Linked DNA regions of Homo sapiens: regions 1 and 3 are each linked to region 2. The links are chromatin contacts, found by Hi-C or POLR2A ChIA-PET in ENCODE. All regions are on one chromosome and are shown on one strand. Each heading gives the region's core, a stretch centred on a gene start or an enhancer-like site at or near the end of the contact. The rest is flanking DNA. Distances are from core to core; before and after follow the strand shown.

Region 1 (4,679 bases), core at 2,090-4,589, 210 kb after region 2:
TAGAGAGTTTTTGTTTTTTTACTGTGGAATAATAATGAAAATTAAAGGTAAATAAGTTGCAGATAGATTCTAGAAGTGGCAGCTGATTAGTCCAAAGCCCATTAGGCATTCATTAAATATTTGTAAATTAAGAGAAAAAAGTAAATGCTGTGTTTTGGCTACCTTTAAATTATTTTGCAGATAGGATTTGAAGTTGACAGATTAATTTCTGCTAAATCACAGTTTTTGGTGTTGAATATGTGAAATTTTCCAATTTTTTAGGTGTCATTTGCCTATGCTGTATATTGGATTAGAATATGGTTTGACCAATAACTCAAAACTAGCTGAAAGGTTCTTCAGCCAAGCTCTGAGCATTGCACCGGAAGACCCTTTTGTTATGCATGAGGTCGGCGTGGTTGCATTTCAGAATGGAGAGTAAGTACTGGAAGACCAGAAACCCTTCTGTTAACTAGTGATTGTAAATACAGTAGGTGATCACTAGAGTTCACTGACAAAAGCGACTCTTCAGTAGATTTGTACTTTTAAATGTTCTATTTTAGGAGAAGGAGATAGAAAAAAAAGAGAGAAACTGTTATCTTGGATTTCCTTAAAAATTCTAAACCCAGGTTTTGGTCTTTTTTTGATCTGAGCTACCACTTCTTTTCTTACATGATTGGACAGTTCAGATTACACATACCCCACAGTGTGGCTGGGGGCACTGTGGAATCCTTAGTTATCTCTGTGTTGATAAGGAGTTGAATTTACGTATTTGAGAAGAATTTGACATGGTTTTTGAAACAAAAGTGTTTTCTATTTAGTTACTAGTAAGTCAGAAAATTTAATTCCTGGTCAGTGTAGGCTTTACTGTACTCTAGAATATTTGTAGAATAAGTGATTTGGTGTTATACTCAAAGAGAAAAATGTATGTAATCCTTTGCATTTCATGATATACAAATTTTAAAATGGTAAATTAGTTTCAGTTTTTTTTGGTTTTTGTTTTTGTTTTTTTGAGATGGAGTCTCGCTGTGTTGCCCAGGCTAGAGTGCAGTGGCGCATTTTCAGCTCACTGCATTCTCTGCCTCCCAGGTTCAAGCGATTCTCCTGCCTCAGCCTCCTGAGTAGCTGGGATTACAGATGCCCACCACCACGCCCGGCTAATTTTTGTATTTTTAGTAGAGACAGGGTTTCACCATGTTGGTCAGGCTGGTCTCGAACTCCTGACCTGGTGATCCGCCTGCCTCAGCCTCCCAAAGTGCTGGGATTACAGGTGTGAGCCTCCACGCTCGGCTGTAAATTAGTATTAATACTACTACAGTGTCATTTATGGCATGTATGTGTTCTAAAAAATGGGTTATCTAGGTATTTTTTAAAAGTTTGAAGCTTTAAAATAAATAGTAATCTTTTAATATAATACAGTAATCATCAGTATTTGCGAATTTGCCTACTCATTAAAATTTATTTGTAACCGCCAAATCAGTTCCTGAGGTGCTTTCTGAGCCATTGGCAGACATGCCCAGGGCTGGGAGAAAGCTGGGTCTCCTGGCACACACACTTCCAGCTGGAGTCTAAGAAGGCAACGCTCTGCCTTTTTTCCCAGTTCAACTATAAACCAGTGTACTTCTTGTGGTCTATTTAGTGCCACAGTTTTCACATTTTTGTGCTTTTTGTTGATGATTTCACTGTTTTGAAATAATCCCCAAGCTTAGTGAAATGCTATCTAGTGTTAATTGTGATACACTTTTGTGTTACAGAGGAAACACATGTATTAGAGAAGCTTCATTCAAGCAGGCATCAGTATTTATAGTGCTGCTGGCCCTGACTTCAATATTGATGAATCAACAATATGTATCAAATAAGACGTCTTTAAATAGAAACACACATAAAACAAGGTTACGCATTGATCAATTAGAGAAAATGTGACCAGAGAATTGCAGGAATCTAACTGTATTTCCCCTGGCAGCCGCGGTTCAATATTTGCTAACTCAGTGTACACAGTGACTTTATAGAACATAAATACTGTGGTTGGGTGCGGTGGCTCCCGTCTGTAATCCCAGCACTTTGGGAGGCCGAGATGGGCATATTGCTTGAGGCCAGGAGTTTGAGACCAGCATGTGCAACATGGCGAAACCCCATCTCTACTAAAAATACAGAAATTAGCCAGGGATGGTGTTGTACACCTGTAATCCCAGCTGTGTCAGGAGGCTGAGGCACAAGAATCACTTAAACCCGGGAGGCAGAGGCTGCAGTGAGCTGAGATCGCACCACTGCACTCCAGCCTAGGTAACAGAGTGAGACTCTTAAAAAAAAAAAAAAAAAAAAGGAATATAAATACTGTATCTCCCAAAATCTTGAAATCTTGAACTCTTGATATTAATGCCGTAAAATTAATCATTTGTGACTTAACTTTGAATTTTTATAATTATTTCCAGCAGTTTACCCCATTGCATTTTAGTACTACTAGAAAGGTAATCAAAAATTTTTTTAAAGTTTATATTTGCTAATTTCGAATAATCTGCAACCTTTTTTCCTTTCATTTTAGATGGAAAACAGCCGAAAAATGGTTTCTTGATGCTTTGGAAAAAATTAAAGCAATTGGGAACGAGGTATTCTTTGTAGTACCTGTAAATATACACATATACACCCCTGAGTGTTTACTGTTAAATGAGGAAAACAACACAGAAATCTCTTGCCTTCGAAGATAGTAACCTGATATTTTCATAACAAGCGGCTGTTAATGTTTGCATTGTCAGTTAACTGTTTTACCACATGGTAAGAAATGAGTTTTTTCCCTAAGAGGGCAAGTGTTGGCGTTTGCTTCTTAAATGGGCTCTAGCTTTGAAACGTGAGAGGCATCAGAATAGATTGGGTGATTATTTGAAGCTAGGAATAGTCATTGGGTCACGGAAACAATTGGGCACTGTAGCGTCAGATGTAATATTCCTCTAGAACTTCAGAGAGCTTCTTTGACTGAAGGGTAAATAAAGTATAGCAGCAGGTCCCACTTCTGAAAGGATAGGGATGGGATAGGTATTACTGAAATTCACACCTTTTGTTGCTGTTACTGCATACTGAGTGTGTATTTGGGCCTTTCCATTTTAAAATATTTGACTGCTTCTGTTGTATGAACGATCCCGTGAATTGGTGCTTATGAGTTAACCTAACAATTATCAAGGATGTGTATATACTGATATTACTTAAAAGTAGTAACAGTTTTAGATACCATAAACTTGCATAGTAAGAGATTTGCATGATGCTCTTCTGTTTCATTCGTGCCTGTTTTGTTTCATTCTATTCTGATTTTCACTTCTCAGCTTCCTGCTGTTACTGTTTGTGCACACCTGCCCACAGTTTTCTTCTCCCTTGGCTGTTAGCTCTCTCTGCTGTTACAGACACAGCTTTGCCTCCCTGCCAAGCGATCTGCCTGTCCCCATAGACACAGCTTTGTTTACTTTGGTCTCTCATGTCATCTGAACTTATAAACACTATTTCTGTGTTTGCACATGCGTGTATATAAAGCAGGTGCCTCTGTCGCATAGTCTTGGGTAGTTCTGGATAATCCAAGTGTTTTGTTAATAGGGGATTGCCACTTGCCACCTTGTCAGTTTTCTAAGAAGTGACTGCCTTATGCCCCAGACGGGCTCAGCAGCATCAGCATCACCTAGAAGCCTGCTAGAAGTGCAGAATCTCAGACCAACTGAATCAAAATCTGCAGTTTTAGCGTGATGCCCAGGGGATTATCACGCACAGAAAAGTTTTGAGAAGCACTTTCCTAAACCATACTTAAGTTGAGCCTGTATTCTTTGATGATTAAGGGGCACTAAATTTAGAGTCTTACAGAAACTTAATGGTTTTAAGTATGAAAGCACAACACTATTGAAATGTCAAAATGCTCATTAAAAAGTTATACGAAGAGGGGGAAAATATTGACTTTATTAGAAACTGCAGCAAATGTCAAAGAGAAACAGTCATGCCTAAGAGTCATTAAATGATTTGTTTTTCATTCACATGGGCTGTGCCTCCTAGAACTGGTCTCAATAGAGTTAGAGAATCTGTGGCTCAGGTCTGTTCATTCATTTAGTTGACATATATTTAATGAGTGTCAGCCATGCCATAGGCTCTGAGCTAGGCCTTGGGATGCAAAGGGGAATGAGTTTACTATTTCCTGACCTCAGATCAACTGGCGAATGTAAGTACGTAAATTGACAGTGAAAATACGGTGCAATTGAGGAACTAAAGGTGCCCACAGAGAAAGGCAGTTCACCCAGAAATGAGCCTTTTGCATACACCTCAGTCCTGAAAGTCATCAGACATCAGCTAGGCAAAAATTAGGGCAAGGGTATTCCAGTGTTTGCAAAAATTGGAGCTAATTCATTATGGCTTGGATTTTGAGTTCACAGAGAATGTCAAGGAGTGGGTCAGGAGGGTTAAGTGTGGATCACTAAAGGCCCAGAATGAAAGAGTTTGTGCCTTATCCTGAGGAGAATGGGAAAACAAAAGGGATTTAAGAAGGAAACAACCCGGTCAGACTTTTATGATTGGGGCCCAGATTTGACTCTGTTAATGAGGAAGGTGAGGACTAAATAGGTTGGAGTTATGCCTAGCAATTAGAAGGAACCAGCCCTGGTGTGCCTCATGGAAGGGTCAGAGGGGGTGGGGGTGCCATTCACTGACTGGAGGGGCACTCAGAAGCAGTGAGGTCA
Region 2 (4,588 bases), core at 742-3,241:
GAAACAGCCACAGGACACAACTGAGCAAGAGCTGCCCGAGACAGGGAATGCGGCTGAAATGCGCGCGCCTCCCTCTGACCCCACCTGTGTCCCAGCCAGGGCCACGAGGAAAAAACAAAGGCCATACAGATCCCAAAGGAAGAAATAAAAGCCTTTATTCATAGAATGTACAAAAAAAAATCTACAGGCAAAGCTAATAGAACTAATTGGTGTGTTCAGCAAGAACAGAGAACACAAAGTCAGTGTGGAGACGTCGACTGCGTTTGTACATACAAGCAATGACCATGAAAATTACACAAAAACAGCACCTTTCACAAAATTATGCTTTTAGGTTTGTGCTTTTGGTGGACTACCTCAGAAATCTTTAACCACTCCACTAAACACATAAAACACAGGGAAATAAATGTTTTTAAATGTGCAAAATGTGTAGGCTGAAAACACATCACAAAACACTGATGAGAGAAATTGGAAAGACCCAAGCGTGTAAAGATATACCATGTCCATGGATTTGAAGACTCAGTTTTGTTAAGATATTAATTCTCCCCAAATTAATCTATAGATCAATGTAATCCCAGTCAAAATTCCTGTGGGACTATTTTGGAAATTGAGAAGCTCATTCAAAAGTATATATGGCAATTCAAAGCATCTAGAATAGAAAAACAAGTTTAAGAACAAATTTGATGATCTTACACTACAATGTAAGACCTGCTATGAAGCTATAGTGATCAAGACTGCGTGGTATTGGCATGAGGACAGGTGGATCAATATGACACACAGCAGGCGAGCCCCAAATTGGGGCTTAGCCTCAGAGGGTCTGTAGCTTCACTCAGGAAAGAATTCGAGAATGAGGTGGTGGTGGAAGAAAACAGTTTTATGGAGGCGGCAGTGGCAGCTCTGAAACTGCTCCTGCACAGCAGGACTCCCCACGGGCGGGGTGTTGACAGTCTCAGCCGTTCCTGCAGAGAAGGGTTCCCCATAGGCAGGGTGTTGAGAGTGGCACCTCCGGGCACTGCTGCAGTCTTATTTATCCTCACTTTTAACTATATGTCAATTAAAAGATTATGCAGACATTTCTAGAAAAAGGGTGGTAATTTCCGAGTCACGGGGTTGTTCCTATGGAAAGGGGTGGTAACCTCCAGGCGTTGCCATGGCAATGGTAAGGTGACATGGTACACTGGCAGGCGTGTCCGATGGAAAGCTGCTTCCACCCATCCCTGTCTCAGCTAGTCCTCAATTTGGTTCGGTGTCCGAGCCCTGCCTTCAGAGTCCAGTCCCGCCTCCTACCTCAGATGGAAGAGAATACAGAGGCCACAAACAGACCCACACAATGCAGCCAACTAAGCTGTAAATGTGCCAAAGTCATCAACGGAGGAAGGGTCGTCTTTCAGCCAAGGGTGCCGGAACAAAGGGATGTCTACATGGAAAAAACAGAATCCCGACCCTTTTCTTTGTGCTATAAGTGAAAATTAGCTTGAAACAGATCATGGAACTAAATGTGAACGCTGAAAGCACATGCTTTCCAGGAGAAAACCGCCACAACCGTGGAATAGGCAAGACTTTCTTAGACATGACACCACAGGTACAAATCATACAAGAAAAAAATGTGATAAACTGGACCATCGAAATTAAAAACTTCTGTTCTTCAAAGCCAATGGTAAGAAAATGAAATACAAGCCACAAACTGGAAGAAAATATTTGCAAAGCACACTTGTGATAGACTCGTATCCAGAATATACAGGGAACTTTAAAAAGTAACAAGAAAACAACCCAATTAAAAGGGCAAAAGATTTGAACAATGTACTAAAGAAGGAATGGAGCTGTCACTAAGCCCAAGAAAAGGTCCTCGACGCCACTCTTCACGGACACGCAATAAAAGCCACAGTGAGACAGTACACACCTATGGGAGTGCAAACGGTAACTAGAGAATAAAAACTCACAGTCCTAAGGGCCGGGCAGGATGCGAAATACCTGCTGCTCTCACCCGCTGCTGGAGAGAAGGCAGACTGGGTGACCACTTGGAGACACGGTTGGGTAGTTTTAATGAAAGTAAACACACACCCTACAGTGACCCAGCAACCTCGCTCCCACGCATTTATCTCAGAGTAAGAAACAGAAACATTGTCCACACAAAGACCTATCCGAGAATGTTTACGGTGACTTTATTCATAATTCCTGAGGATTAGACACAATCCAGAGGGTGGATGAGGCGGCTGAGCTGTGTCTGTATGATGGAAACCCACGGGCAGTGGAAGGGGGCGGCCTGGCTCACAGCCGCACAGCGCGGGACCAGCGCAGTGGCAGAGGGCACGGCCCCTCCAGGGTTTGAGTCACGTGGCCTCCTGGAAAAGGCAACTGTGGGAACAGGCCTCAGAGCAGTGGCTGCCCGGGGCTGTGGGCCAGGGTAGGAAATCCACCCCAAAGGGGCCCAAAGGAGTGTTCCGGGCTGTGGGAACATATCTTAGCTGTGCTGCTGTCTACACAACTGCATACACTGGTGAAGGCTACACCTAACAGTGAACTTTACCATATGTCAGTTGCAGACCACCTGATTTATACACAAAGAACGGAGGTCTCGGCCGGGCGCGGTGGCTCACGCCTGTAATCCCAGCACTTTGGGAGGCCGAGGTGGGCGGATCACGAGGTCAGGAGATAGAGACCACCTTGGCTAACACGGTGAAACCCCGTCTCTACTGAAAATACAAAAAATTAGCCGGGCGTGGTGGCGGGCGCCTGTAGTCCCAGCTACTCGGGAAGCTGAGGCAGGAGAATGGCGTGAACCCGGGAGGTGGAGGTTGCAGTGAGCCGAGATCGCGCCACTGCCCTCCAGCCTGGGCGACAGAAAGAGACTCCGTCTCAAAAAAAAAAAAAAAGAAGAAGAAAAGAATGGAGGTCTCACTGCACCCCCACCCCATTGGGAAGCCTCAGAGAGTCTCTAGGGGCTGGAGGGGCAAATGGAGGGGGACATGGTGCTACCAGAGCCGGGGCCCAGAGGAAGGTGGAGGCCTAGCGGGAAAAGGAGGGAGGCGCCAGGATCGGGGGCGGAGACCCCAATGCTCCTGACAGCACCGAGCCGGGCCTCGCGCATTTCCGTGGTTCCCGCATCCCAGCTGCGGGGAGCCATAGTTTCCGGTCTGTGCTCTGTGAGGGCAGCGCCCGGCAGCCGAGTCCAGGCAGAGGCCGCCTCCCTGCGCCTGGAATCCCGAAGGAGCCTGCGCCCCGTGTGTCCCGCAGGTCACGGCCCTGCAGCTGGGAGCCCGGCTTGACTGACAGTTCCCGCCGGCAGCAGCGCTCTGTGGGCCATGGACCCAGGGACAGAGGAGGCTACGGTCACGCCGCCCGGGACCCGCCGACACTGGACACTTCTCCTGCTCCTGCTGTGGCGGGAGCTGACTGCAGCCGGTGGAGGTGCCGGGGTGGGCTGGGGAGGGCTGAGGGCAGGCCTTTATTTCCCCAAGTCTCACTTGCCGGGGCGCCGTATCCCGGCACGGCTTCAGCTGCCTTTCTCGGTTTCTGTCGCCACCGCCCTCCCCCTCCAGGCTGAAGATGCCCTCCCGTCCCCAACCCACACCCCCGACCCCATAGGAATGCACCCCCACTTCCTTCTGGCACCTGCCAGTGCACCTCTCACTCCTGGACCTGAACTTGCAACTGAGCACAGCTGTGGCTGCCCCAAGGGAAACTTGCTGGCAGGTGGGGTTTCCTCAGGGCGTGGGCGGCTGCTAGAAACGAGAACCAGGAGAACCACGCAGCCAGGAAGCCAGTGGCCACCGCGCACTTCCACCCAGAAACGCATTCCCCAGAACCTGGTGTTTCATGCCCGGTAACAACATAATTACCATCATAAAGATAAATCGTTACCGGAGATCCAGACAGCCACCCATTTTCATAGCTGCGAAAGCCACAGTGAAACATCTAAGTCCAGTCACCATAATCGTAAAGCCACCAAGAACTACTAGCAGACGACGTCAACAGAATGATTAATAAACATCTTATTTGGTTATTTTCAGAGCATATAACTCCAGAACTAACTTGATCAGCTTCTCTTACTAAAATGTGCAAAAATTTTTTAAATTTCTTTTTCCTTAGGGTTGTCGCTCAAAAAATGTCTCATACACCTTCGAGAACGAATCAAGTCCCTGTGGATTCTCGAGTATAAACGGAGCTGGTGACGAGGCCTGACACACGGTCACACCTCAATTCGCGCGTGGCGCCCGGCACAGGCTGAGCCCCGCCAGATACACCATTAGCCTCCGCTGAATAATCTGGATTCCATGCCTCCCTTTCTTCTGAGAACACCCTTGGAGGCCCCTGGCAGGGGCTGAGAACACAGGAGCGAGACACAGGCCTGCCCTGCAGGACCATGGGCTCCAGGAAGCTCTGTCCAGTGGACACAGCACAACAGGCAAGAGAACCACAACCAACGAGTGGGGCAGGGGAGGCAGGTCACGGAGGGCAGCCCACCCATGCCGCGGGGTCGGAGGCCATCTCCTGCAGCAGGCCCCAGTCCCAGAGGTGGGCATGGCAGGACATGGGGATGGAGAAGGAGGTGCCTCAGGAGTGGGGTGCACAGCGGCTGAGCCCGGAGGCA
Region 3 (4,320 bases), core at 1,142-3,641, 210 kb before region 2:
CAGGAGGGTGCTCCCAACGAGCCAGACCCACCCCCGCTGCCGGGCCGGTGTGGAAGGCAGGTCTGGGAAGCACAGGGTCTGGGCTGTGCAGTGAGGTGTCCCCCGGAGCACAGAGGGGCCGACAGCTGTGGTGGGAAATGGAGGTCAGTGCAGGCAGCCTGGGCTTCCCCACCCTCTCTGTCTGCCTACTCAGCCCCACTGTTCCCATCACTGGGGGCACGGCCCCTCTTAGAGGCTCTACGGCCAACAGGGCCCTCCCCATGGCGGCTGGAAAGAGAGAACAGTAGAGGGAGGCTTGCTGCTCCCCGTCCCTTTGGGGAGAGGCCCCGTCTATGCAGGTGGAGAAGGGTACACACGTGTGTACATGCGGTGTATATGCATGTGTGCGGTTCGTTCATGTGCACAAGGGGCATGGGTGCCTGTGTGTGCTCACGTGTGTGCGGGCATGGTGGTAGCACAGGCCATTACCAGGCTGATAGAAACAGGGAGAAAGAGACTTTCTTTCACCAGAAGCACCCGGTTGTTAGCAACCGGCTCGGGCAGTGACTGGCACCCGTGTCTAGACTTGGGCGTCAGAGAAAGCGAGGGTGACCGCGTGGCGTGGGTACCTCGGCAAGCCTTCTCCTGGGAGCTGTACGCAAAGCCCTCGTCACAGAGGCAGGAGTAGGAGCCGGGCAGGTTCTTGCAGCGCGCCTCCCCGCAGGCCTCCGAGTCTGCGCACTCGTCTATGTCTGCAAGCAAAAAAAAACCGGCCAACCGCAGCACAGCGGCATCTCAGACGGGGCTGGGGCAGGCGGCTGCAGGGACTGGCCAGGGCACCACCCAGAGGTCGCATCCAGACTCTGTGGGGCCAGCGCGCCCTGGCCCCATTTCCCTGCCCTCCTCCCCTGACCGGGCAGCTCCCGGGGTGTTGGTGCACGCTTCTGATCAAGGCCCGGCTGGGAAGGCTGACTTCAGCCCAGCAGGTGGAGAGCTGGGAAGGGCCCTGCTTGGTGGAGGGGTGGGGGGCGGCGGTGCACGCTGTGCTGTTCCATTTAAATGACGGTGCTACAGGACACGGGGCCGTAAAAAGTAACCCCCCGGGGGCATTTGAAACTAAAACCCCAACCCCAAAGAGAAGCATTTACTGGTTTCAATCAATTTTCACTACCGGGTTAAACCACAATCCTAAGACTTGAGCATCTAATGTGGGACAGATGCTGTTTACGGCCAAGCACCCTGGGGTAGGAGGGGCAACCCTGAAATGAAGAGCCCTTTAGTCACCAGAGGAGAGCAAAGGCAGGGGCACGGAGAAAGGTGGGGGAGGAGAAGGGGGAGTAGGAGTGGGAGGAGGAAGGGGGGAGGGGAAGGAGGAAGAGGAGGAGGAGGAGGGGGAGAAGGGGGAGGGGGAGAAGGGGGAGGGGGAGAAGGGGAGGGGGAGAAGAGGAGGGGGAGGGGAGGAGGGGAGGAGGAGGGGGTAGGGAGAGGATGGAGAGGAGGGGGAGGAGGGGGAGGAGGAGGAGGGGGAGGAGGAGGGGGAGGGGGAGGAGAATGGGGAAGGGAAGGAGGAGGACGGAGGGGGAGGAGGACGGAGGGGGAGGACGACGGAGGGGGAGGAGGAGGAGAAGCAGGGAGGAAGAGGAGAAGGTGAGGGAGGGGTGGGGGAGGAGGTGAGGGAGGGGGTGGGGAGGGGTGAGGGAGGGGGTGGGGAGGGGTGAGGGAGGGGGTGGGGAGGGGTGGGGGAGGAGGAGGAGAGGGGAAATAAGGATGGGGGAGGAGGAGGGGGAAAAAGAGGAGGGGGAATGAGGAGGAAGAAGAGGGGAATGAGGAGGAAGAAGAGGGGAATGAGGAGGAGGAGGGGGAGGAAGAAGATGGGGAGGAAGAGGGGGAGTGGGGGGAGGAGGAGAAGAAAGAGGAGGAGGAAGATGAGGAGGAGGAGGAAGATGGGGAGGAGGAGGGGGAGTGGGGGGGAGGAGGAGGGGGAGTGGGGAGAGGAGGAGGGGGAGTGGGGAAAGGAGGAGGGGGAATGGTGGGGAGGAAGAGGAAGATGGGGAGGAGGAGGAGAGGACGGGAATGCCTCTGTCACTGTGGGCAGTAACTGTGAGCCTAGACTTTGCCGGGAGTGCCCGACTGGTGCAGGGACCCACGGGAGATGCTTTAGACGTCATCTCTCAGGATCGGCCTAGTCTTCACCTCTCTTTAAACCTGGGGTGCTGCTGTCTTCCAGGTCAGGGATAGAGCAGTGATGGGAGGGGCTCTGTCCTCGGCGGGGAAATGGGTTTATGTGTTAAGATGGGAATCACGTCATCTGCACACAGGGCTAACTCCTGGGTGGTCAGGGAAGGGAACCACCAAAGTGGACAGAAATAGCAGCTGCCTTTTGAAATCGGGGGATGGGGTGTGGCCCCTCCTGTCTGGTCAGATTCACTCTCCAGATCCTGGGGCTGTTTCTCCCTGAGCAACTGTCTGTCCTGTCCACGCAGTTCGGTGTCCTGGACAGTCAGCAGCAGCGCTAAGAACTATGCCAGAAACTCTCAGGGACACGCCTGGGCATGTCCAGATACAACGTGGGGAGGGAGGAGGAAGGTGCTCCCCCTGCAAAGTGGCAAAGGGCCAGTGGCAGCAGCAGCACCTGGAACAGCGTCGGGGGCGCGCACATTCACAGTGACTTTCTGGGGTGTCCTGGGGCTCCCCAGCTCTGGCCCTGGGCTGAGGGAACCCCAGACTGAAATATGAAAGGAAGTGGGGAGGGCAGGGCTATATTTAGTGGACAGAGGGAGACCAACAACGGGGTGCTTCTGGGGATGCTGGGGAGAGTGGACGGCGGGGGGACCCTAGCCTGGAGCCCTGACCCACAAGCTCACTACACAAGTGCCTGGAGCACTTCCAGGCTCTGTGAGGCTCTGGGGAATGGACGAGGCCCTACAGCCAGCAGTGTGGCCTCATGGGCTGGGCCGGCCCCCTGAGTCCTGGCCCTCAGATGCCGGGTGAGTCATCCTGGTGTGGTGCCGAGCAGCTCCCTGTGCTGCGGCTGGCCTGGGCTTGTGTAGTCTCTGCAGGATGCCCCATCCCATCCAGAACCACAGGAACCCAGCCAGCAGCAGCCGCTTGCAGAAGAGCAGACATGACCGAAAATAGAAGGTGGGGAGAGGAGAGAGGAGAGAGGCCTCACCCCAGGGCCTTACCTTGGCAGGTCCTGCCATCAGAGGAGAGCTCGAAGCCGCTGTGGCAGGAACAGTGGAAGCTACCCGGCTTGTTGTGGCAGATCTGGAGGCAGCCCCCGTTCTCCTGGCTGCATTCGTTGACATCTGGGAACAAGCACAGGCCTGAAGGGGAGCCCAAGGGTGCACAGCCCCTGGCTACGGTAGGAAGAGATCCCAGAGGTGCACAGCCCAGCCCTGGAGCAGGGAGGGAGCCCAGAGGTGCACAGCCCAGCCCTGGAGCAGAGAGAGATCCCAAAGGTGCACAGCCCAGCCCTGGAGCAGGGAGGGAGACCAGGGGTCACAGCCTAGCCCCGGAGCAGGAGGAAGGGACCCCGGGGGTGCACAGCCCAGCCCTGGAGCAGGGAGGGAGCCCAGGGGTGCACAGCCCAGCCCCGGAGCAGGAGGAGGGGACCCCGGGGGTGCACAGCCCAGCCCTGGAGCAGGGAGGGAGCCCGGGGGTGCACAGCCCAGCCCCGGAGCAGGAGGAAGGGACCCCGGGGGTGCACAGCCCAGCCCTGGAGCAGGGAGGGAGCCCGGGGGTGCACAGCCCAGCCCCGCAGCAGGAGGAAGGGACCCCGGGGGTGCACAGCCCAGCCCTGGAGCAGGGAGGGAGCCCGGGGGTGCACAGCCCAGCACTGGAGCAGGGAAGGAGCCGGGGGGGTGCACAGCCCAGCACTGGAGCAGGAGGAAGGGACCGCGGGTGTGCACAGCCCAGCCCTGGAGCAGGGAGAGAGCCTGGGAGTGCACAGCCCAGCCCCCGAGCAGAGAGAGATCCTAGAGGTGCACAGCCCAGCCCTGGAGCAGAGAGGGACCCCAGGGCTTGGACCTCACACCCCACTCAGCAGCCCTAGCGTTTCATGGCCCCTGGTCCTGGCCTTGCGTGTGGAGGTAGATGGTGGGAGGGCATGGGGGATCCCCAGCTGCGGTCTCAGCCTGGGGAGCTGCTGGCAGTCACAGCCCACAGGGCTCAGCTCCCTGGATGCCCATGTGCTTGCAGGAGGAGGCTGCAGGCCAGGAGTGACCTCTGGGTGCCGAGGACAGACAAGGCCAGGCCAGAGCTGGCCACTCCTTAGCAAAGCCCTCCCAGGCCACCTGTGGGGTAGGATTTGCCAAAGGGGACAGGCTGGCCTGCTGGGCT

The links. A loop is a pair of places that touch in the nucleus more often than their neighbours do. ChIA-PET counts read pairs that join two places held with the same protein, here RNA polymerase II (POLR2A). Pooled maps may share reads with other maps.
Region 1: a pooled map shows a loop between it and region 2 (2.6-fold over the local background). The contact joins two enhancer-like sites. A Hi-C loop is called at or near these places in 3 of 50 pooled maps. POLR2A ChIA-PET finds 5 or more read pairs at or near these places in 3 of 52 experiments (OCI-LY7, Panc1 and WTC11).
Region 3: a pooled map shows a loop between it and region 2 (2.6-fold over the local background). The contact joins two enhancer-like sites. A Hi-C loop is called at or near these places in 1 of 50 pooled maps. POLR2A ChIA-PET finds 5 or more read pairs at or near these places in 2 of 52 experiments (H1 and Panc1).

The regions. Positions count from the first base shown.
Region 1 is chr13:114,256,817-114,261,495 of GRCh38, forward strand. CDC16 (cell division cycle 16) reads left to right here. Exons shown (of 18, transcript NM_001078645.3): 13 at 262-414; 14 at 2,519-2,582. All of the region lies in intron 2 of LOC105370384 (a long non-coding RNA gene), which reads right to left. Among named protein-coding and RNA genes, the nearest start is that of MIR548AR, 15 kb to the left of the region's middle. Within about 2 kb of position 3,340, at least 5 of the 41 ENCODE cell types and tissues checked have a DNase peak (open chromatin) inside an H3K27ac peak, as active enhancers do.
Region 2 is chr13:114,045,460-114,050,047 of GRCh38, forward strand. All of the region lies in intron 3 of RASA3 (RAS p21 protein activator 3), which reads right to left. Among named protein-coding and RNA genes, the nearest start is that of RASA3-IT1, 62 kb to the right of the region's middle. RefSeq lists enhancers at 1,834-2,625, 2,626-3,415. Within about 2 kb of position 1,992, at least 5 of the 41 ENCODE cell types and tissues checked have a DNase peak (open chromatin) inside an H3K27ac peak, as active enhancers do.
Region 3 is chr13:113,834,905-113,839,224 of GRCh38, forward strand. It overlaps GAS6 (growth arrest specific 6), which reads right to left. Exons shown (of 15, transcript NM_000820.4): 6 at 3,165-3,287; 7 at 609-731. It overlaps GAS6-AS1 (GAS6 antisense RNA 1), which reads left to right. Exons shown (of 5, transcript NR_044995.2): 4 at 3,173-3,343. Among named protein-coding and RNA genes, the nearest start is that of GAS6-AS1, 21 kb to the left of the region's middle. RefSeq lists enhancers at 2,378-2,587, 2,696-3,248, 3,088-3,147, 3,803-4,320. Within about 2 kb of position 2,392, at least 30 of the 41 ENCODE cell types and tissues checked have a DNase peak (open chromatin) inside an H3K27ac peak, as active enhancers do.